2 separate regions of the Homo sapiens genome follow, and region 1 is linked to region 2. Evidence: read pairs that join two places in POLR2A ChIA-PET (ENCODE). Cell type or tissue: A673. All regions are shown on one strand. Each heading gives the region's core, and the rest is flanking DNA. Links, peaks and the distances in the headings are about the cores only.

The links. Peaks named below come from ENCODE experiments on the same cell type or tissue, not always from the same donor. Only the 100,000 strongest peaks of a DNase experiment are listed, where the experiment ranks them.
Region 1: POLR2A ChIA-PET joins it to region 2 with 5 read pairs; 2 of 35 experiments call an interaction of 5 or more read pairs at or near these places.

Annotation. Positions count from the first base shown.
Region 1 is chr16:89,364,034-89,376,225 of GRCh38, reverse strand. The region is part of intron 2 of ANKRD11 (ankyrin repeat domain containing 11); the gene reads left to right. The region is part of intron 1 of LOC128462377; the gene reads left to right. Among named protein-coding and RNA genes, the nearest start is that of ANKRD11, 120 kb to the left of the region's middle. RefSeq lists enhancers at 305-805, 5,346-6,333, 6,334-7,321, 10,711-10,760 and a silencer at 906-995. In A673, for the core only: no CTCF peak of the experiment used is centred there; no DNase peak of the experiment used is centred there; H3K27ac peaks cover 773 bases.
Region 2 is chr16:88,576,093-88,588,284 of GRCh38, reverse strand. It overlaps ZC3H18 (zinc finger CCCH-type containing 18), which reads right to left. Exons shown (of 18, transcript NM_144604.4): 2 at 10,559-11,175; 3 at 1,601-1,685. The coding sequence starts at 11,161. Among named protein-coding and RNA genes, the nearest start is that of ZC3H18, 12 kb to the right of the region's middle. In A673, for the core only: no CTCF peak of the experiment used is centred there; no DNase peak of the experiment used is centred there.

The DNA of each region.
Region 1 (12,192 bases), core at 5,811-8,310, 790 kb before region 2:
CACTTTTCTGGAATCAGACTAGAGTCTATTGGTATTTGCCTTTCTTATAGCAATCCTGCACCCACACATTTTCATATATCCGTGCTGTTTGGGAATTAATTTTAAAGCTGCGTTTTCAGTGAGATAAAAAGGTATTTCACAAAAAAATTTTCAAGCCTGTTGCTGTAGCTGCGGTGATGGCTTCACGGATGTCCTGTTCTTTTTTTGTGATGGCCCTTCTGCTGGATTTATCGATTTTGAAAAGCATCCACAGCAGAGCACAGGCTGCGGCGTGTCACGCAAGTTTAGCTTTTCCTAAAGTCACAACTCCTGGGAGCTCTGCTTCTTGGGAGCACTGCCAGCATCGCTAGTGGCACTTTGTGTGGGTCTGTGGTGTCATTTAGGGTTTATGGTATTGAGTAAACACAATGAAAAAGACTTGAGAACTGCAAGAGGCTTTTTTTTTTTTTTTTTTTTTAAGAGACGGAGTCGGCTGGGTGCAGTGGCTCATGCTTGTAATCTCAGCACTTTGGGAGGCTGAGGCTGGGCGGATCACTTGAGGTCAGGAGCTTGAGACCAGCCTGGCCAACATGGTGAAACCCCTGTCTCTACTAAAAATTTAAAAATTAACTGGGCGTGGTGGCGGGCGCCTGTAATCACTCGGGAGGCTGAGACAGGAGAATCGCTTGGGCCTGGGAGGCAGAGGTTGCAGCGAGCCAAGATCGTGCCACTGCACTCCAGCCCGGGCGACAAGAGTGAAACTCCATCTCCAAAAAAAAAAAGAGATAGAGTCTTGCTGTGTTGCCTGGGCGGGAGCGCAGCGGCTTGTCACAGGCATGACCATAGTGCCCTGCAGTCTTGGACTCCCGGGCTCAAACGATCCATTTATCTCAGCCTTCTGAGTAGCTGGGACTCCAGGCCCATGCTACCGCAACTAGCTTAAGGCTTGAGATAATTTGTTTACTGTGATACACAATTTCTGGAGAGACCAGCTGCTCACGCGGAGACGATTAGTGTCACACGGTGTTTTAAGCGGATACCGACACACTTGAGCTCACCGCGGTAGCACAGGCTGTGGCTGTGAGATCATTACAGCGTGCAGTGTGGTATGTCCCGCACTGAGTTGTATACACTTCTGCTTGAGCCTGCGACGTTACGTTTGTTTACGTTTCCCTCTGCTGAACGATGCCATGTACAGTCTGTAAGTATTTATAAGCGTTTAATTTTTTATAATCTGTGTATAGTTTATGGTAGGAAATGATAGACTAATATCTACATATATTTTGTACATTCATGACATACTTTTTCTGACTTTTTTCGGTATTCCTGGGCTGTATGGTTTGTAATTCTTTCCAAATGGTCACAAATCTCTAATAAGTTTTTCAGTGTATTTGTTGAAAACAAATCGATGGGTGACTTGCCGTGTGCAGCCAAGCCGTGGTGTTCGGGGTCAGCTCTGTGCACACGTGTGTGTCCACGTTCATCATGGAGTTCTTCAGCTGGCATGTTTTAGTTCCTGTTTTTTTCTGGTCCTTACCTGAGCAGAGTTGAAGTGCTTTTCCCGATGCTCTCTGGAGGAGCTTTTCTCCTCTGATCGTAGCACGCGGGAGATGGCCCGAGCAGCTGTTCCCACAGCTCTCCTGAGGTTGCTCTGTAGATGGCGCATCCTGGAAGCATAGGACAGAGTGTAGCTCACACACACAGCGGCCGGCAGAGGCCATCGGCTCTGAATTCTCTCACAGAGCAGGGCTTGACAGGCTTTTTCTGTACTGGGCCGATTAGTGGTATTTTAGGCTTTTCTGGATGTACAGTTCCTGTTGTATCGTTCAGCTCTGCCCATGTAGAACAGAAGTAGTCATAGATTTTATGTAAACAGGTGAGTGTGATTATTATTATTATTATTTTTTTTACAAAAACACATGGTGAGCCATAACTCGCTGACCTCGGCTCTCTAGTAATATTTTTTAAGTGAAGAGAATTACTAGGTTCAATAAGCATAAAATCTCATTGATTTCTATGAAAATACTGTAAATCTTTGAAGTCTGATATTAATGTTTTTAAAAAGAATTGCCGTGAATAAAGGATCTCTTTAAGGGATGTCATGGGGAGAGGGGAGGGTGAAGAAAATCACCAGTAAAACTATTGATCATTTTTGTCTCGGGTTAACACCCCTCTCTGCGGGCCTCACACTTGCGTGTTGTCTCCACTCTGGCTTTGCAGAAGTGCGGAGCTCCTGTCCTGCAGGTATTGTGGTCGTCAGACCCTTCTGGAGATGTCGAGTGGGCCAGGGCCCCAGCCCGCTTGGTGGTCACTCCTGATGACCCTGTCCCGTGTGGACCGCCTGCCAAGACTCAGGCCCCACCTCTGTGTCAAGTGCAATTAATAGCAGCTCTAACTAAAAGTAAGAATAAGGTTCTACCAATCTTGTAACCCTACACAGGCGTCTGTCAGGTGTCCCTGGGTGCTGGGTTCTTGGGGGATCCCAGGTAGGTGTGGGAGGGGTGTCGTGTGCATGCCTCCCGCGTGGGGTTGTGTCTGCAGCGTTTCTGCAGGTCTTCCTTATGCATCAGCGAGAGTTACATGATGTTTTCATTTCGTGAAGTAAAGCAGCTCGTGGGAATGTGAACTTCCGACGTCAGCCTCAGTCACATGCCGATGTTTTCTCTCGAATCGCTGGTGTCTGGTACTGCTATGAGCCATATTTAGCCTCCCCTTGCAGCCGTCCACTCAGCAGAACTGGGCTTTTCCTGTGACTCAGGCCGTGCACGGCTCGAAGGAGCAGCTGGGTGGACGGCGGTGCTGGCGTGGCTGGAGAGGGTGGCCTGGCTCCCTGTTGGGGTTGCCCCCGGTGGAAGGCGTGTGTTTTGGAATTGAGCTTCCTGCGCATCTGTATCACTGTGTGGGTTATTCTAGCCAGGGGTCCGGTGTTGCTGTGTTGGATGCTGCCGCTTACCACAGCCTTACCACTTATCTGGGGATAATTTTGGAAATAGGTGTTTTTGTTCAAGTTCAGCTATTAAATTGCTTCACAATCTTGGGTAAACGTCTTAGTTTTCCAGTTGCATTGGATGATCTGTGAAGGCCTTTTCCATTGCTTCTGTCATTCCCACAGGGCATCCCTCAGAAGGGCTTTATTTGAACCCCGGTGATATGCAGCGGGAGAAGAGTTCTTTATGACAGCGACAATGGGGACAGAGGAACGGTGACTGGAAGATTCTTTCCTTGCAGTGAACGCACGTACTGTGGGTGCTGTGCCTTCCTCGGGGTGTATGTAGGTAGGCAGGCACACACCAGTCAGCTTGCATTCTGTGGGTGATACTCTCTGAGGTGGACTGGGTCACCCGGGAGCTTCCGGGGTCCGTAAACGGGGACCACTGATGAACGGGTGGTGCAGGAGCTGTAGGAAGTAACTTTCAGTGAGTCCCTGCCACAGGGTGGCTTTCTGACTCTCAACATTTGTTTAACTTTGCGTGGGGAATATCTTCAGTCACAAAATCTGAGAGAACAGTGTCCTGGGTCCCCGGGCTCAGCGTTTACTAGCATTTGACCAGCTCGGGTTGATCCATCTCCTCCTTGCACTTGTTCATGTTTTCAAAAAAATTTTTTTCTTTCTTTAAACATTTTTTAATTTCAGTATTTTAATTTTTAGTATTAATATCTTAATGTTAGTATTTTAGTAAATCTCCAACATCATCTTGTTTTATCAGCTCATGTTTCAGTGGCGTCTCTGTCAGCTGGAAACCTTCCCAAGCCTTGGCCTTCGCTCTTCTCACAGTGACTCAGTGGGCAGCTGGTGCCCTGAGCCGCCTCTCACTCCGCCTGCCACTGCCTTGTCGACCCCGTCCGTGCTGTGAGGGGCAGCATGGGGCTCCGTGACTCGGGCTCTCCACACCGGCGGCAGGCCCTGCAGTGGTGGCCGCATCCGTCGCTGGGCGCTGCCGCCGCCTCCGCCTGCCCCAGAGCCCCTCTTAATCTCAGTGAGAGGCTCGGGCTGCAGGAGGACGTGTGGCTCTTTCCCCAGCTCTGAGTGTCAGGATCCATCTTGCCGTGCGCTGCCGCTGCTTTTCCTCCTGGGAGTGGGCGCCGGTCCTTCTTCCCAGGCCAGGTTGTAAAGTTGCCCGTGTGTGCATGCGAGGGCCGGGTGCCCGCCGTGGTGGTCCTTGTGGTTCCTCAGTCCACCTGGGGACCCACTGGTTTCAGTGTGAGTGCTCAGTCCTGGCTTCACCATGTTCTTGGCCCGTGACAAACCGGTCCCATCTTTAGAGCCTCTGTGGGTTCTTTCTTCCAGCTGATTTCTATGGAGCAGCCTCCTGTTCTGTAACAGGCCAGTCAGTAGAGTTCCTCTTGATGCCAGTGGAGTCACACGGTCACCAGGTCTACCTCCCTTTCCTCCTGTGGAAGAGCTCGGTTTGCTCAGGAACATGATGGACATTGCTGGCCTGGGCAGAGGGCGTGGCCTTGATGGAGACCACCTCTCCTCTCCGTCATCCTGAGGGGGTGCAGGAGGGAGTCCGCATCGCCCTCCACACCCGAGACCACCTCTCATATCCATCTAGTCATCCTGAGGGGGTGCAGGGGGGAGTCTGCATCGCCCTCCACACCCCTCCTTGGGTGTCGTCATGTGGGCAGGGAGTGCACAGCACCCTTGAATGTGGGGAGCGGCGCCTGCCTGGACCTTCCTGCAGCATGGCGGAATCTGAGCTGGTCCTTGAGAGAACTCATCTGTGGGTGGTGCACAGACTACAGACCACATAGCCTGGGCACCAGAGAGAAGCTGCTGGCGTCAGCGGCCCCTTCTGTGGCTCTGGCCTCCATGCACCGAGCAGCTGGACACCTGTCTGTGCAGGGAATGACTTGATTTAAATGACATAAAACGACACCAAATGGTAGAATGGACACTGGCGGTGCTTGTCTGTCATCTCTTTCTTATTCTTTATTTGTTTCTGTTCTGTGAGAATTGCCTAGTGGTGTCATGCTGAACCTGCCTCTCTGTGTAGGTGGCCTTTCTTCAGTGAGTATTTGCGAAAGTGTTGGGAGGTAGTGAGAGTCGTTGCATCTTTTTCTGGCACTTCCTTGGTGGGACCAGCCACTTACGTGCACCCTGAAAGTCAAGACGCTCGTCCCGTCTTCCCCCTCGGCGGTTTTCAGTAAGCGAGCGCGCAGTTGAACGTTTCTCACCTGAACAAGTCCCCTTCGTCATGAGACGGGGCAGCTATAACATTGCCAAACACATTTTTCTCAACTAGGAGAGCTCAAGCAAGGGACGGAGCCCTAGGGTTGTCTCGTGGTGTCCGCAGGGCTTGGTTCTTGGGCGTCTCGTGGCGCCTGCAGGGTTCTGTTCTTGGGTGTGTTGAGTGCCGTGGGGTGAATGGAGGCTTGGCCTTTTGAGAGGCTGCTGTACTGAGCACTCAGGAGCCGGCCTGGGGGTCGTCTGGGGCTGACATCAGCAGGGAGGTTGCTGCCATCTTCGGCTGCCTCTGACCAGCATCATGGAAACCTTTCCCAGCACAGCAGTCACCGTGATGAAAGCTCCCTTCTGCTCTCGGGTCCTGCCGTGGAGGAACAAGGCCAGGTGGGTGCAGGTCAGGGGAGGATGCTGAGCTCACCTGGGCGTCCTAGGCTTCAGTCGGTCATTTGTCAAATGTGTGCGGTGACGCTGAGCTGCCTGGAAGGCCCTGTGGTCGCTGCTGGGCTGTTTCCATCAGCAGGAGGTGTGCTCCAGCCTCTGGTCTTCTCTTTGCTTGGTTGGGGGAATTTGCCTCAAGGCCCTGGGTGTCATCTTGCAGGAGCCATTTGCCATCTTTGCCCTGGATAACGGCAGGAGGGCTCAGGATCCTGTAGGATCCTAACTGGGCCCAGGGTGTGGCTGGGGCAGGTACCGGGCACGCCTGTCTCCCCTTCTGGACTGCACTGTGGCTCACAGCTCCTTCCAGAAACATCTTCTCATCCTCAGAGCTGCCACATAGTTGGGCACAGGCCCACACTAAAGTGCAGGCTGGCCACCCCTGGACATGGGCTCCCCTCGCCTGAGTCCTGAGAAGAAGCAGCTCCACCCCAGCTCCAGGGCAGGGAGGGGCGTGGGGAAGAATGCAAAGAGCATTTTACTGAGTCTGATCCTTTTCCAGTTGAACAGCAGTGTGTCTTCTTCCTGCCATGCCTGAGATTCTTCCTCAGTGAGAGCTCTGAAGCCAGAAGGTTTGCGTTCTCGTTACTGGATGGTCTTGGCCTGGCTCTTCCTGAAGGGGCCAGGCCCCCAGCCTCTCTGAGCTTCCATCCTGCAGCTGGGGTTTGAGGTGGGCTGGGCCCCCCGTGTTTGGTTTTTGTTTGTTTTCTTCTGAGATAACCATAGATGACATGAGATGTAAGAAAGAACAGGGAGCAGTCCCTTGTACACATTGCCAAGCTTCCCCAGTGGTGGCATTTTGCACACTGAACAGTATCACCCCTAGGGTGTATATCGGCATTGATGAAACCCTCTGGTCTTAGACAGCTGTTTCACCCTTACTTGGAAAGGGTATTGAGTTCTGTACAGTTGATCACAGATGCAGATGCCTGTGTCCCACAGTCGGGACCTTAAAACCCTTGCGTCACCACAAGGACCCCCCTGGTTGTCCTTCTGTGACCGCACCCCCTCCCTTTCCAGGATCCTCTTTCCACCCTGGCAACCACTAGTCTTGTTTTCTGTCTGTGGATTTATCTGCCTATTCCAGACGTTCATGTGAAGGACAATCTGTGGGCCTTTGTGTCTGATACGGCAGAGCTTTGTGCTGTTGCGGCGCACCCATGCTGCGGCAGAGCTTGGTGCCGTGGAGGCGCACCCTTGCTGCAGCAGGCATCAGAGCACAGCCCTCCCTGTGGCAGGGTCATGCGGGTCATGCACCCATCAGCTGATGGACACCTGAATGGTCTCTGTTTGGCCCTTTGCAGCGCTGCTGTGAACACAGACCTGCGAGTGTCGTGGAGACGTGTGGGCATTTCTCGGGCGTACCTAGGTGTAGGTCGCTGCACTGCCTTTTGTTTGGAGACCAGCCCTTTGAAGATTATTGTTTCATATTCTCTCTTGGGAAAACTTCTTGGGTTTGGGGTGCTTATGCTGTGATCTGGTGTGGTTGGTCCTTTCTAGGGTAGATTGTCAGGCCAGAGCTTGGTAGTGATGTGATCATTGTAGGGCAGCTGTGGGCTTGCTGTGGAGGAATGGGTGCCAGTGGGGGGTCTCTCAGTCTGCTGCTTACATCTTGGTTGACTCCCAAGTCTCTATGCAACCCTTGTTCCCTCCAGGCGAGCACGAAGACCTTCTCTTAGAGTCCCACTGCCTCTTTGTTCTGTGTGCCCATTTTTTAAATTTTTGGAAACAGAGTCTTTCTCCTCCCCTAGATTTGAGTGCAGTGGCTTGGTCAGGACTCACTGTGGCGTCAACCTCCTGGCTCAAGCGATCCCGCCTGCCTCTGGAGTAGCTGAAACCACAGGCGTGCACCACCACACCTGACTAATTTTTGTATTTTTTTAGAAACTGGTCTCACTGTGTTGCCTAGGCTGGTCTTGAGCTCCTGGGCTGAAGCAATTATAGCACTTCAGCCTCCCAAAATGTTGGGATTACAGATGTGAGCCATGGCACCCAGCCCTTTTTTTTTTTTTTTTAAGAGCTGCGTGTTTTTATTGCTGTCTTTTCCCTTAGAGCAAGAAATTAAATTGAGAGCAAGAGAAAATGCTGCACAAAAGAAGCTCTGGGCTGGGCGCGGTGGCTCATGCCTGTAATCCCAGCACTTCGGAGGCCGAGGCAGGTGGATCACGAGGTCAGGAGTTCGAGACCAGCCTGGCCAAGATGGTGAAACCCCATCTCTACTAAAAAAAAAAAAAAAAAAAAAAAAAAAAAAACACAAAAATTAGCCAGGCACGGCAGCAGGCACCTGTAATCCCAGCTATTCAGGAGGCTATGGCAGGAGAATCGCTTGTAACCTGGGAGGCGGAGGTTGCAGTGAGCCGAGATTGTGCCACTGCAGTCTGGCCTGGGCAACAGAGCAAGAATCTGTATCAAAAAAAAAAAGCTCGAAAACATGTTAAGAGTGGACAGAGTATGTTGGAATTGTTGGAATCTGGTTTGATGTAGGACTTATTTTTTAAACCAATGAGTAGCGTAGTGAGCACTGTGAACAGGACTAGAAATCAGATAAACAGGGTTTTCAGATAAACGGAGCACAGCAGTTGGTTGCAAGGACAATTTCTTTTTTTGTTTTTTGTTTTGAGAGAGTGAGTCTTGTTCTGTCACCCACACTGGAGTGCAGTGGTGCAGTCATGGCTCACTGCAGACTTGACCTCCTGGGCTCAAGTGATCCTCCCACCTCAGCCTCTGGAGTAGCCGGTACCACAAGCACACCACCGTGCCTGACTGATTTTTGTTTTTTGTAGAGACAGGGTTTCGCCATGTTGCCCAGGCTCCCCACCTGCTTTTGAACAAGTCATAGTTTGCAAGAGGCAGCAGCAGGTGGACATGCAGCCGCTGGGGGTAGTCAGGATGGGATGCGTGGAGCTGTACTCACCAATCTGCAAAAAACCTGCAGCTGTTGCTGCTTGGAGCCTTTGGGAGCTTTCCTGGTCAAGGGAGGTTTTGTGCCATGGAGGATTTATAGAGGCCCCCAAGCAATGTGGACTTGTCAGGCTGAGGAGGGACGGGTCAGGAACAGGGTAGAGGGGAGCAGGCGGCAGGGACTGGTGTGTGCCGTGGCCTAAGAGGGAGCGTGGGTGACCATGGCAGCTGTACACTCCGGGTTGTTTGAGAGCGTCGCTCCCCTGAGACTCCCGGTCGTTTGAGAGCGTCTCTCCCCTGAGTTGCCGGCTAAGGTTGCGTTGAGCATCCCCGGCCTTTCCCCAGTGGAAGCAGTGGTGGGAGGTCTGCCGCTCTGGGCGCCGCCACTGTGCTCAGGAGGAGGGGCTCCCGGTACTGCTGGGCCAGCACTGGCCCCTGCGGCAGGAGTCTGGAGCGGCGCTCTACCCACCCCTGAGAGAACGCTGAACTCCCACGTGGAGTGGACTGTTGTGTTTCGATGGGAAACACGAAGGGGGATGTATGGACTGTCCCCCTGAGGTGCCTGCTCTTCCTCACCGATGGGTGCGGGGTGGAGAGTTGAGGTAGTGAGTATCCGGTGAGTCTCGGGGTGGCATCTTGGAGTCTGTCATAGAGGAGAGGTCGTCCTAGCAGAAGGAGCCGTGGCTGGGCATCCAGCCTGCACACTGGCAAAGCTCCAGGCCAGGGGCTGGCAAACCACAATCAGCGGACCTAATCCAGCCTGTGGGTCTGTCTTTGTACAACCAGATTGCGAAGGATGGTCTTCACATTCTTAAAGGGTCGTTCACAGCAGCAACAGGATGATGTGACAGAGGCCGTGAGTGGCTTGCAAAGCCCAAAGTGTGTGTCATCTGGACCCTTCCAGAAAGCCTTTGCTGACCCCTGCCCTGGGTGCCCCCGGAAGTGGGACTTGGTGTACCCATAGCACACATTCAAGAGAGCTGCTTTGTTAGGGCCAAGTCATGGATGGTGTCCAGTTGACTGTGCCGCACCTCTGTCTAGACATGTCTCAGCACCCTCATGACAGATACAGGAAACAGCTCGGGTTAGCCAAGGCAAGATGGCAGCCTTTTCAACAAGAGTCTGCTGATTTCAGCGAGTGGAAACCAGCTGATCGTGAAAACTGGGTTTCTCACAGCGAGACACCATCTCACACCAGTCAGCATGGCTGTTACGAAAAGGTTAAAAAATAACAGATGCTGGCGAGTCTGTGGATTAAAGGGAGCACTTATACACTGTTGGCAGGAGTGTAAATTAGTTCAACCCTGTGGAAAGCAGTATGGCGATTCCTCTAAGAGCTAAAACCAGAACTACCATTTGACCCAGCAGTCTCATTACTGGGTATATACCCAGAGGAATAGAAACCATTCTACCATAAAGACACATGCGGGCGAATGTCCATTGCAGCACCATTCACAGAAGAAGACATGGAATCCACATGAGCATCTATCAGTGACGGATTGGATAAAGAAAATGTGGTGCATATACACCGTGGAATACTGTGCAGCCATGAAAAAGAATGAGATCATGTCTTTTTTTTTTTTTTTTTTTTTTGAGATGGAGTCTCACTTTGTCACCCAGGCTAGAGTGCAGTGGCGCCATTTTAGCTCACTGCAACCTCCACCTTCCAGGTTCAAGTGATCAGATCATGTCTTTTGTGGAACATGGATAGAGCCTGGAGGCCCTTATCCTTAACAAACCAATGCAGGGACAGAAAACCAAATACTGCGTGTTGTCACTTATGAATGGGAACGAAATGATGAGAACACGTGGACACAGAGAGGGACCAGCAGACACTGGGGTCTGCTTGAGGGTTGGGGGTGGAGGAGGGAGAGGAACAGAAAAAATAACTGTTGGGTACTGGGCTTAACACCTGGGTGATGAAATAGTCTGTTCAACAAACCCTGATGACACAAGTTTACCTACGTAACAAACCTGCAACCCGAACCTAAAACAAAGTTAAAAAAAACGTTGGGTTTCTGCGGAGAGACCACCTTCCACAGACACTGCCCAGGAAGAATTGCGGTAAAAGGCCCCCTACTTGGCTTACTGCTCTTCCCTTTCTTGAGTGAACATACCTCTTTTTCAATTATTAAGGCATACACAAGACATAAGAGCTTGGAAATATTTTGAAAGCGAGTTTCAGAAAATCCTGGAGCCATTTCTTGGGCAGAGTGTCTCAGCAGCACGGTAAGGCTGCACCCTGTGGGACCAAGCACAGGCCTCTCATCTGGGAGGCTCCCCTGCACCCTGGTTGGGCTCAGTGGCTCTCACTCTTGTGTGGCCAAGGATGTCTGTGTTCTGTGCTTTGCAGCCAGTGATTTGGCCTCATGCTCTTTAAGGTGAGAGCTCTGCCTCTGCTGATGGAAACGTCAGGAGGTGATGACACAAGGGTTTAGACTACGTGATAAGATGGCCTGGGATTGAAAGAATCTGAGGTTTTCTACAAAAACCAGCTCTGGAACTTCCCCTTCTGACCAGCCAACAAGATAGTCATCACTGGACAGGATTGTTGAAAGAATTGAGTTAATCATCTAGTAAAAAGGAAAGCAAACATGGTCTGTCATAAGGGAAGGAGAGTCTTGTCACTTTTGAGGCCATTTTATTAAATCTTGATTATTTTGGCTTCCAGACTTGTTACCTATAAAACAGAATTCATAGCATCCTCCAGAAAGCTTGGGAAGCGTCTTAGAATGTGATTTCCATGCCAAAATTTGAAAATTAACATAGTGTTGTTCATTTGGCTTTGTAAGAAATGATCTCACAGGTATTCAGCATTCGATGAGGCTTTTCCCTGGGCCATCTGCGTGCCAGGCTGTTGGAACATCTGCAGTGGGATCAGGTTGGCCGTGGTGCTGAGCAAGCTTCCACTTGGAGCCGAGATGAGATTGTGTGATTCTGAGTAGTGTTTACAGTCTGACAGGGAACAGTGTGAGATAGGGCAAGCTTGTCCAGCCCGCGGCCCATGGCAGCTTTGAATGTGGCCCAACACAAATTTGTAAACGTTATGAGATTTTTTTCTAAGCTTATCAGCTGTTGTTAGCATTGGTGTATTTTATGTGTGGCCCAAGCCAGTTCTTCTTCCAGTGTGGCCCAGGGAGGTCAAAAGATTGGACACCTCTGCTTTAGGGTCTGACTGCTGTGCTCAGCGCTGTTTTGAGGGCGAATAGGTTAAGAAAAATACATGGAAAGGCTCTGCTCTGGAGTTAAATCTGTGTTTAAGTAGCATCTCAAACAACTTTCCATATTTCAGCTTGTTCTTACCGTGAGTAGGATGTGTTTCAGTTACCTATTGCGGTGTAAGACAATACATGGTGTCTTAAGAAAATAATGATTTATGAGTTCTCTTAATTCTTGTGTTGCCTGGTGGTTTTCTGCTGGTCATACCTGGGATCACTCATGAAGCTGCATTAGGCTGATGGGGGCTGAATCCATTTCATACTTCAGTCTGTGTGGGCCCCCACATGTTGCCTGAGGGCACAGGTGGAAGTGGCAGGGTCCTCGTGGGCCCAGCAAGTCTGGGGTACACCCAGGCTCCAGGGCTGGAAAGAAAGGCTCCATGTCTTTTTTTTCTTCCTTTTCTTTTGCCTTCCATTGAGTGTGTGTGTGTGTGTGTTTTAAATCAGCGTGTCACTTGGTCGGCTGGGCAG
Region 2 (12,192 bases), core at 4,112-6,611:
GCTGATTCAAAATGACTGCAAATGTGTACACGTACATGTGTACAGATTGTTCTCCATCACTTTCATACAGAAATTTGAGACACTGATGTTGTTAATTCCCACACTATTATGGAAAAGAGGTCTTCTGCTTAAATTCCAATTTCTTTAAATACTGACACTGTGAATACCAAAGCTTTTCCAAAACGTACCGCACATTTCTCTGCATTCTTAGGTGTGTCTGTGACAATCTACGGCTCTAAGTCTGCTGCCCTCACAGGCTCTCCCCAGTAGGGGCCCCTCACATGCACGTGTGACTTGGGCACGTCAACTGTTTTTGCTTGGCAAAACCAAGCAAGCACACACCCACAGGAGCGAGCCTAACCCGGGGTTCCCATGAGCCCCACATCATCAGGTCATCTCTTGCACAGGGGCGTTCCCGGCTGCTCTAAGAGCACAGCCTGCCTCTGAATGATGGGACTCCGCCACACCCCAAGGGTGTGTCCTGCCTGTCCCCGATGCTCGACTGGCTCACGTGCCTCTAAGGAGGAGGTTCCGAACAGCTCTCTGCCCCTCAAAGACCCCCTTTCCTTCTGGCTTCACAGCTGTGTTCTGGATCCAGGAGAAGGAAGTCTGGCCTCTGGAGTAGGGGGACTTTAAGGTACTGAAGAGAGTGAATATAGCGTATTTTGTACCTTTAACCTGGCCTCTGAATGGTATGGAATTGGATATTGGTGGAAGAAGAGTGGATAATGGTGTCACAACATCTGGAAAAGAAGTACAGGAAGCTCTTGTGAGCTTTAGATGGCACACACAGGCTGGCAGTGACAGTCATCTATGGGCTTACAGCAAAATTAAGAGAAAAGAGAAAAACACCTTCCTACCTTTCCAAGGGGAACGCTGAATTACAAGAAATATGCCAAAACTACTGCTGCACATCAAAGATACCCTTACAAGTTGGAAATTCTCATTTCCATTTCCGAATCCCCCAAGACATTAAGCAGCGAAACAAAAAGCCCTAACATCATCAGGCTAGAGTTCTGCCACATTTTAAAATGGGTCAGCCCAGACTTTTCTGACACTTTCTTACACTGTCCCCTGCTGCAGCTCCTGAACTCACACCATTCCTTCTACAGGAGAGAGCCCTGCTGCCTTCAGCGGCCATCTCTGGCCATTTCGAAATCCATTCCACACGAACAAACGCTTCGGACACATCTTGCAGGAAAAGCGGCCATCTCTACAGAGGTGGGGAAAATGCTAATTCTGGTGTCTAGAACATTCGGCCTTATGAAAAGGACCACTTTGAAAAATGACTGATGCCATCTGCATTATAGTTATGGGTCTGCTGCGATCGGAAGGGCCTGGGACCACCAGTGTGAGAATGAGAATGACCAGGCTGCTCCCACCAAGGCAGTCATTAAAGTGATAAAAGCACCAATAAAAGGGCCTATTGTTTACCATCAATATTGCCACCACCACCACCACCACCACCACCACCACCTAGCCAGTAATGCCCAGAGAACTGCCTTGAGCAGAGCAGGGCCTGGCAAGGTGAGCCAGCACCACAGCCCCAGAAGGTGGGGCCCCAGCTGGCTGCGAGAAGGCCTCACACGCAGACAATTACCTTTCATGAAGAACCGGCAGGTGGGACGAGGCCTCACCTTCCTGTCACTGGGGTCCTTCACTTCACCTTCTTCCAGGTCATCATCCTGAAACAGAGAACACCGTCTTAGCGTGGGGGAGGCATCTATCAATCAGCACTGCTTTCTCCAAACCAGAAGGGGCAGGAAGCTGCGTGTGGAACCTGGATATTGTCACAGGAATTGAATTCACGTCAATTTTCCAAATCTTAGGTCCCAGATCTACATAGCAGGGATGATCAGAGCGTGCCCGGCAGCTCTAAGCATCCCGCCACAGCACCAGGGAGAAGCACTGTGCAGCACACAGGGCAATTTACAGAGTGGGCTTTCGTGACATTTCTCTTAACTATCAACTCTGGGCAGGAAATAGTAACACTTCGGGGTTTTAAAACTTTTAACATTTAAATAAAATATGGAGAACAAAATATTTTATGTCCCTTAAACACAAACATCCTCTAATTTACAATTCTTGGGGAGGGGAGGAGTTGGGTGCCTCAGGGCAGTGATGCCAGCAGTTGGGAGTGGCCCGCCTTGAGGCTCATCCTCAACCAGCTCCTCACCCTGACTGTCAAGTCTTAGAACAACCCAGGAGCTCTAAGCTGGGCCTCACCCACAGGGACTCGGGTGCACAGCCAAACCTGACCCTTGCTTGGTGCTCTCCCCAAGCCACCCACTGTCCCAGGGCCTGTTCCCACGGACGTGCAGCTGAGACCCCTCCTTACACCACCCCAGCCCACGTGGGCACCAGCTGCCCACCTGACATCCCTGACACAGGACCATCCAAGATGGAAGTACTCGTCAGCCTGATCCCGGCCTCTTCCAGCCAGCCCTAGCGTAACCAATCTCACCGGTCCCATGTGGCCCCTCTTGATCCCCCTCCCCATCTCCTGCAATCTGCACCACTGCCCATCACACCCAGCCTGGTAAAACCACTTTCTAACTGACCTCTCTCATTCCCTCCTCAACTCCTCCAGTCTCGCTTCACAGTGTGAAGCGCCCTTTTCCAGTTCCAGGCCTGACCGCGTTCTTCCCTCTCCTCTTCCTGATTATTCAACTTACTTTCAGATGGAAGCTTGAGTCCCCTTCCTTGGGGTGGCCTTCCCTGAGCTCCCCCTACGACAGGTCCTTGCAGCCCCAAGCCCTGCAGGTGTTGCAGCCACACCTGAGCACCCTTGTGTTGACGACACCACCACCTGCCTGGCTGAACCCTGTGCCCCACCAGGGCAGGCCCACGTCTGCCAGGGCAGGCCCATCGCCAAGTTGCTGGGCCCAGGCAGCATCTGGCTCACAGTAAACAGTCCGTAATTATCTGTTGAATGAAAAAATGCTGAAACCAAACCCTGGATTTACGACAACCTAAACTTTCACAGCTTAAATATTTGCATCATTTTTTGCCTCAAAGATATCTGGTTATTAAAAAGTATTTTATAAGGAAAAGAACAGATTCCTGAGAGTTATATCCCTTAAGTAATCCAGCAGAATCACTTTTTAAAGAAATGATCAAACATAACAAATTAAAAAAAGAAATGATCAGAGAAGGCATGTTTAATTTATGCCAAGTGACAGGATGTCTCTCTTCTCTGGTCTTTTAGTTTGTGTCTTCTTTTTACTACTATTCTTACAGTAATGAGCACCACACTAAAATCTCAACGTGGTATTCTATGTAAGCTCAAATCTAAGTGGAGAACACATTCTTTGTTCCCATGAGAAAAACAAAACTCATTTGGAAAGTTCGAATCCATTCCAATCTTCCTGCCTTACTTGGAAGTGAGCGTGTAGGAGATGAGGTGGTGAGAAGGGTTTTTCCCGCATCAGGATGAATAGGAAACAAACTAGATCAGATGTAGCATTGTTTCTGCAAAGATGTAACCACCAACATTCACAGAAGCAAAAAAGGAGAACAATGTAACCACCTTAAGATTGGAGGGAGGACCCTGTAGCTACTAAAGGTGATCGGTAAACAGACCAGAGTTGCATACTGAAGGTGCGAGACATCATTTCAACCCAAAGAACACAGACTAGCACCTACACACTGACCCCAGTCACCCAGCCTCTACACCCGCAAGGACCAGGGGCTGTACATATTGGTGTGCTGGGCTTATGGCCCCTTTCAGTTAAAAAATCAAACAAACAAAAATAATCCACCAATCACTCAGCAATATAATATTGTGAATTTTCAACTAACCACCATTTAGCACAATGGTCTTTTAAATAATGGATGATTACCATGCTTTTTTTTTTTTTTTGGAGACAGAGTCCTGCTCTGTCGCCCAGGCTGGAGTGCAGTGGCACGATCTCGGTTCACTGCAACCTCTGCCTCCCGGGTTCAAGCAATTCTCTTGCCTCAGCCTCCTGAGTAGCTGGGATTACAGGTGCCCGACATCACGCCTGGCTAATTTTGTTATTTTTAGTAGAGACGGGGTTTTGCCATGTTGGCCAGGCTGGTCTTGAACTCCTGACCTCAGGTGATCTGCCCGCCTTGGCCTCCCAAAGTGCTAGGATTACAGGTGTGAGCCACCACGCCCAGCCTCCGTGCCCAATTTTTATTCTTACTTTATATGTGTAAATAACAAAATATTTAACCTCCCAAAATAAATAAACAAATCACTAAATAATGGATAATTAAAACAAGTTCTTAAATTTTAGAATATCATGCAAAGACAACTCAAGACAGGGACCCAGAGCTGAAGTCATCTGAGATTGTCACACTAAGTGTCTGCCACGCAGGAACTCCGGGTCTCCTGGTTTCCCTCACGCCGATGGCCTTCTGCTCATGTGACCCGAGCCACAGAGAGTAGGAAGCAGAGGACAAGGAGGGGCCTGAGTGGACCAGCTAGCTACAAATTGGCCTAAAAACGGATGGTGCCCGTGGGGCTCTCAACACACACCACCTGGGACAGGCCAAGTTGACGTGGACACTGAGGGTGAGTGTGAGGAGACACACAGGCCTCAGTGCACCCATCTGAAGCCGGGTCTCCACGCTGGCACACTCCTGCTGGTGCTTTCTCACCACAGGGGAAATACACACGTGGATAAAGGACACCAGGCTGAGGGCATCATCTACTCCAATTTTAAGAGCCTTTATAAAATTCACATGCAGTGGGGGAAAAGGCCCAGGTTCAAATCCTGGGTCCAGGCTGTCATGACTGTGAGTGTGGACAGGTCACCTGATCTGCAAAAGTCACCTGATCTGCAAAGCTCGCCTTCCCCTTTGCACCACGGGGCAAGTGCCCCAGAGCAGGGTGATGTGGGCTGAAGGAAAATGCTGCACCGTGCTTAAAACATGAGCAGCAAGTGCTCAGCAAGCGCGCCTGAGTCCTCCATTTCAAAGGAAACGCCTCACTGGTAACGTGCTAAACAGGACTAACTCAGAGCAATGACACAGGGGATTTTCGCTTTCTTCTTTGTGCAGCCTTTTCTTTTCCTTTCTTAAATAGAAAGAACACTGTGAACATGTATTACTTACACAACAAGAAAAAAGTTATTTCACACTGGAGCTTCTGTACAAAGGCAGATGCAGATAAGGAAAGGGGGCCACTGCGTGGAGCTGCTGTGCCAGAGGAAGCCGAGCAGCCGGGCCCCGGGCCCAACCTGGCACGGCCACTCAGGCCAACCACAACCTCCTGAATCCTGGGCATCTTGTCTGCAGGATGTGGGTGAAAATACGGGTCTATCATTCCTTAACTGAAACCTGTGGGGCCAGGTGTCTTGAGAATTCAGAAATATTCTGGCTTCAGAAAGGTGACAACACAGGGTCTAAAACGGTAGCCTGCGAGGTACACAGCAATCCTGTGCAGAGGTCTCGGGGACCCTCCCACAAGAGGGGAGGCAGGAGGCTATGAGCAGCCTCACGCCAGCTTGGGCCAGGTCTGCCACCAGGTGAGGAAAAGGTTTCAGTTCTCAGAGCTTCTGAGGCCTCAGAGCTGTAAGGACGGTGGCCTGCGCTTTTTCATGTGGCTATGTGGAACACTAACCACGCTAAGGGGCACAGAAGGTCTCTGAGCCTACTACTGATGCTACGGGGCCCTTTTTCCAAGTGTGGTACAGGCCGCTGCTTCCTGGGCTTTGGCAATAGAATGGGCGCACTTGGCACCTTATCAGTGACACGGAAGAGAACCCCACTTGAAGTGGAAACCCACAGCCATGAGGCTCGCTGAAGAATCTTCTGCAGAAGAGCTCATGGATCCAGACATAAAAGGCGGGTGGATCACGAGGTCAGGAGGTCAAGACCAGCCTGGCCAAGATGGTGAAACCCATTTCTACTAAAAATACAAAAATCAGCTGGCCGTGGTGGCGGATGCCTGTAATCCCAGCTAATCGGGAGGCTAAGGCAGGAGAATCGCTTGAACCCGGGAGGCAGAGGTTGCAGTGAGCCAAGATCGCACCACTGCACTCTGGCCTGGGCAACAGAGCAAGACTCCATCTCAAAAAAAAAAAAAAAAAAAAAAAGAAAAGAAAAAGGAAAGGTGGATTTAAACAGGAGAAAATATTAAAGACCATGTGCAAAGAAAATGTTCCAAAAGGTGGACTGAGAGCTACCAATTATGACAGGAGTCATGTGGCCCACCCACTCAGGACAGGGCCCACTGCGCTGCTGGCTGACTAGGAGGCCACCCTACAAATGTAGGAGGTCCTCAATAAGAGGAGAATGGAACAAAATGGGAACCCTATCCTTTCCAAGGGCCAGTGTGCTCCAGGTGACGGAAGGCCTGCTAATCAAATGTCAAGTCAGATATAAACACGGAACATGGAGTGAGCAAAAGAGCGGGCAGACAGACCCAGGCCAGGCCTCTCAACTGTAACGGCAAATCAGAGCCTCGCCAGGCTGGAAGGAGCTTGTCATCTCCCAGCAGGAAAGGTGGTTCTGGGGAGAGACTAGACGTGCAGGAGAAAGGAGAGGCTGCCACATGGCATGAGTGGGTCAGGGTGGGCTCCACGCACTCTTTGGACGGCAGGAGCATAAAAACAAGGCCTGCTGCACCCAGCTCTCTTCCATGCCGCTTCCTGAACAGGTAAGAGACCGGTGACTGAAGGTCAGCTGGTGTCAGGGACGCCCTCACCCACACCACAAATGAGCCAGGTGCTGCAAACTGCTGGTCCCAGCCCTGTACGGAAACTTTCCACCCCACCACGCAGGCCAGCGGCACTTCCAGAAGATACTTGCATCAGGGGGTGTTCTGGCAGCATACCAAACACAGATTCAAGGCCTTAGGCACAAGCTATGTGGTTTAAACAATTTCAAGGGCTTATTGTACAAATTGATGTCCCGATCAAGGAAAGTGTACCCCATAATCAGTTCACCTGTCCCAGTGACCCAAAATCTAAAAGGGACATGTGCCCTGAGAGAAGAGAAAGCGCTTCTGAAAAAGAATGATAAATCAGGCCAGGGACAGTGGCTTGGCACTTTGGGAGGCCCAGGTAGGAGGATCACTTGAGGCCAAGAGTTCAAGACCAGCCTGGGCAACATAGTGAGACCCCATCTGTTTTTTAAATTAAAAGCAACAAAAATTAAAAATCAAAACTAAGAAAAAGAGAAAAGAATGCCAAATCAAACGGCTCTCTAGACTTTGCCATTCAATCCTTCCAGGTATCCAGTAGACCAGGGTGCCAAGGGGTAGGCCACGAGGCTGCAGGCATGCAGGGAAAGCCTCTAGGCGAATCAGTCCCTCTCCTGACTGGGCCGGTAAGACCCTGCTGGGACCTGGAATGCTATGAGGCCTCAGAAACATCCATTTGCGAAGGTACAGGCCAAAGAGAGTAATTCTTCCACAGAGAAACATCTGGGTAGTAGACGTGACACCAGGGCTCTACTTGAAAGCAACGAGAAAAATGTCTTCTAGAACGGACACTTTGCACCACACGCAGAGGCTGCTTTCCAGGGACTGAAAGGAAAGGGGACCGGGCGAAAGGCCTGGTGGGAAGCTGACTGCTCACGGACCCGGCGCACCCCAGGGCTCCCAGTCCATCAGAGAAACCCAGCTAGAGACAGGGAGCAGGGCGCGGGGCAGGAATGCAGCAGGGCCTCTGAGAAAGAGGCAGGCACAGGAGGTGGGCTTGGTGGAGATACGGCAGAGATGCAAGAGTGGACGACAGGCTTGGAACTGGGCCTGAGAGGAGGAAAAAGCTGGAAGCAGCCGGAGCGGCAGCTCTTCATGCACAGGATGGCGTGGCGCGTACCTCTGCTGGGTCCTTCCCACAAGGGTGGAGGGCTGATGCTGCTCACGTGAACTCCCTTCCATCTGTGACTGGCTCTTGAGCGTGGACCTTCCACTCACTGCCACTTCACATTACAAAGGTTCTCACCTTCAATGTGCCCCGGGCAAGTAGGATTCCTCTACTGACTGGCTGCCCACTATGTGCCAGGCCCCAGGGAGATAGGGGAACCAGCCAGGTAGCCCCCAGTCTTAGGAAACATGTTCTTGGGAATAGGGGAAGCAGCAGGCAGAGACATATACATATACACACACACACACACACACACACACACACACACACACACACACACACACACAGATGAACCTGTGTCACGACAGAGAGGCAGAGGCAACAGAGAAACAGCCTACGCAAATGCTGAGGTTGACACATAAAGGATGGAGGAGCCTGAAACGCTGCTGGGCGTGGGAACAAGAGGAGACCACGGGGGCTCCTGGGGCAAGCAACCCAGGGGCCTGAAGTCAAATGTGCTCTTGTAGAGGCTGAACCCACCATTCACAGCACTGCCCACCTTGGTTAAAGGCCTGCTGCCCCCACAGCAGGAGCGGGCTCTGCTCCGCCCTGCCCAGTCACACTCAGCATGTGGCACAGCAAGGTCCACCTGTGCTGGTGTCCAGGAGCACAGACCTATGGGGGATGTGGGGCGCTGGAGGCAGTCTGTGCGGTGGAAGAAACCTGCCTCCCCGTTTGCCAAGGGAGCTGTGCTGGGGTTTCCACAGCAGCACTCCGTTTTCAACTGTGGGTCCCCTCACAAGACGGTGCCAGGCAGGGCAGGCAAGGTCTAGGTAGGCAAAAATGGCAAATGGGGTTTTTCTTCCATGTGCTGTGTCTAGGGGAAACCAGCATGTCCAGGCCCTTGGCAGCCAGGGCCATTCTCCAGAGCAGCTGGACCCATCTACCGCACCGCCCGCGCCCATGGTGCGGCACTGAGAACTCACAGTATGCTCCACAGACATGGCCTTTCAGGACCACTATGGGGACCCTTGATCCGTCTGATGAATCTCCCCCAAGACTTGAGGGTCTGCAGCCAGTCCTCTTAAGAGGAACTAGAGCACGCCAGAGCCCTGGGTGCAGGACCTGCTGCACTCCCAGTGGTGGTGCAGACAGGGCTGTTACCCCCAGGACACAAAAACTCAGTCTCATGGGCATCCTCAACCCAACCAGCTCCCCCAGCTGATGAACCTGAATCTCACCGTCTCTCCTTTCCCTCTGCCAGCCCTGGGGTAGGTCTCCTCTTGCAAAAAGCACTAGCTGAGGAGACCACTTCCTACACTTCGCTGCGGAAAGATGAAACATCTAAAATTCTCAGCTTGCAGGTGCACACACGTCCCGTAAAGTCACATGAGCAATACTTCAAACCCTATAAATTACTGAGCAGTGCCACAGAGAGCAGCGATGGCCGGAAAGTCATATCCAAACGTGCATTGAGAGCACGCACGCCAGCATGCTACTGGAGAAGCATGGCACCCGCCGGGCGTGGTGCCTCACGCCTGTGATCCCAGCACTGTGGGAGGCTGAGACGGCCGGATCACCTGAGGTCAGGAGTTTGAAACAAGCCTGGCCAACAGGGCGACACCTCATCTCTACGAAAAATACAAAAATTAGCCAGTGGTGGCGGGCGCCTGTAATCCCAGCTACTCAGGAGGCTGAGGCAGGATAATTGCCTGAACCTGGGGGTAGAGGCTGTAGTGAGCTGAGATGGCGCCACTGCACTCCAGCCTGGGTTACAGGGTAGACTCTCTCTCTCAAAAAAAAGGAGCATGGCATTCAAGGCAAACCGGCGGTTACACATCTAACTGGCAGCCTTTACCTGCCTCAACCCAGAGCATGACATCAGAGAGATACTCTCGGCAGACACTCTTCACCGCAATGACTCCCCATAAGCACAATCCCCTTCCCCAGGATCTTTCAAAAAAAAAACAACAAAAACCCAGTTCAGTTCAACTGCTCTGTCCCTTGCTCACCTCCTTTGAGTTCAATAGCTCCGGCAAGTATCACTCAGGAGGACTTTGGGGTGTTTCTCCCGAAACACTCATAGTTTTTCCAACGGCATCAACTGCTAAGAAAACCCCACCTACCCATACCTAGGATCATAGATAGTACTACCTTCCCCTCAACCTGAAGGCCACATTAATTTAATGTACAAAAAAGTGTGCTGGCTTTGTCAGAAGTTGAGGTGCCCACCACAGTCTTTTCAGGGATATGTCCAAAGAGGCCTGGCCCAGCTGGTGCCCTCTCCAGAGGTCAGGCTCTAGGACCAGCATAAAAATGCCTAAAACATCCAAAACCAGATGGAAAATTTCCTCATTCTTTTCAGTCCAAAAACCTGACAAGAGTGGAAACCCACGTGGTTTCTGGTTGAGTGTTAACTTGAGTATCACTTGAAGACGGCAAAGACAAGGACAGACATTAACCCTTCATTCCTAGAACCTAAAAACACTGGGCGCTGGACCTTTCACTACAACCCAAACAATCCCACCAGCTGGCCGGCCGAGGGCCACGGAAACCCTGCTGGCAGCTTCTGGAGCTGCCTCTGCTCATTCTCGATTTCTGGCTCTTTCTCTCCAATCACTATGGGACTGAACCCAAAACAAGCCTCTCATTCTCCTGCACCATCCCTAGTAACAAATCACTAAGTCAGTCCCACACAGAGTCCCTCCTTTCCAGCACCAGTCTATGTCAGGCTGCTGGGCAGGATGCCCCGCGACGCTCTGCTCCATCATACTCACGTCTATTTCCCCATCATCGATTTCTCCATCATCGTCCTCTTTCTTTTTCTCCTTGGCAGCCTCCAGGGATTCCTTTTCTCCCACACTCTGAACACCAGCCTTCCCCTCCTCCCTGGGAGTGCCTTCGCCTTTCTCCTCATCATCCTCAGCCCCCGCTTTCTCAGCCTCGTCCTCCTGGACGGCGGGAGCTGGCTCCTCAGGAACCTCCTCATCGTAGTCTAGCTCATGCTCATCCAGCTCCCTGGTGACTGAGGAGGCCTCATCCCTAAGGTCGCTTGTCCGGTCTTCCTCCCCTTCGTCCCCCTCCTCCTCGCAGGGGGAGCTGGTCGGGCCCCGGCTCAGCTCATTCACCTCTGAGTCCTGGTCTTGGGATTTAGGCTCACTTGCCCGGTCCTCCTCGTCGGAGTGATTATCTTCCTCCTCCTGGCTCGGCCCCCTGGCTGCACTTTCCTCATCCTCCAGATCAGAAGCCCTCACCCCCGCCCCGTCCAAATCCTGATCGGACCCGCTGTCCCTCAGAATGTCATCGTCCGAGAGTCCCTGTGGCTGCTCTTCATCCTCTGGAGAGTGAGGATCCCGTTCAGGGCTCTCGGCCACATCCATCGGTACCCACGGTTCTGCAAAAGAGAGAATACAGATTGACAGCCTTTAGCAAAATGGAAAACAAACCTTGTCCCTACTTTCCTGGCCTGAAGCAGCAGGACTTCCATCCTGCTTGGTCCCACACGGCCCTGCCCCAAATCCCACACTCCACTCTGCAGAGAAAGACAGGCCATAACTCCACTCCACAAGGCTAGACTGCTCAGCTAAGCTGGGTGTTAAGTGCCTCCCGTTTTTGGCAATCTGGCAAAATGAGATGTGGCAGAAGGAGACGCAGCCTGGCCTAGCCCTTCCCCGCTCAAGGGCAGCCCACACGAGTTAACAGAAAGTGAGTAACGATACGGATCGCAAAGGACAGCTGTGTGAATTCTTAGAGGAGTATTTACTTTTGAAATTAAAGATAAACTGTATCATGGAACGAGGAAGCAAAACTGCAGGCCCAGATCTCACCATTTTTCTGGAGTCATCCTGAAGCAGGAACCTGGGCCAGCCTTCGGCAGTGTCCAAGTCTGGAGCCTTTTCTGTTACTGAACACACTTCTCGAAGGCCAGCCTCTGAGGGCCTCCGAGAATCCCTTGGCTGCCCTTTAGCAATGCAGGCTCAGAGCCCTGCCTGCGTGTTCACTGGCCCCTCCAGCAGGTGTCGAGAGGGCTGTGTTCACCCGCTCAGCAACTCACACTCCTAAGTTGAGAACCCCTCTTCCCATACAGGTAGCTGCTGTCGAAAAGAACTCTGGCAGGAAACTTGACACACTTAAGTACCGCGCGTATGTAAAAGACGAGGCTGGCCAGGTACGGTGGCTCGCATCTACAATCTCAGCACTTTGGGAGGTTGCAACGGGAGGATCATTTGAGCCCAGCAGTTCGAGACCAGCCTGGGCAACATGGTGAGACCCTGTCTCTGTAAAAAAAAAATACTAAAATTCAGGCCAGGCGCGGTGGCTCACACCTGTAATCCCAGCACTTTGGGAGGCCCGAGGCAGGTGGATCATGAGGTCAGGAGATCGAGACCATCCTGGCTAACACGGTGAAACC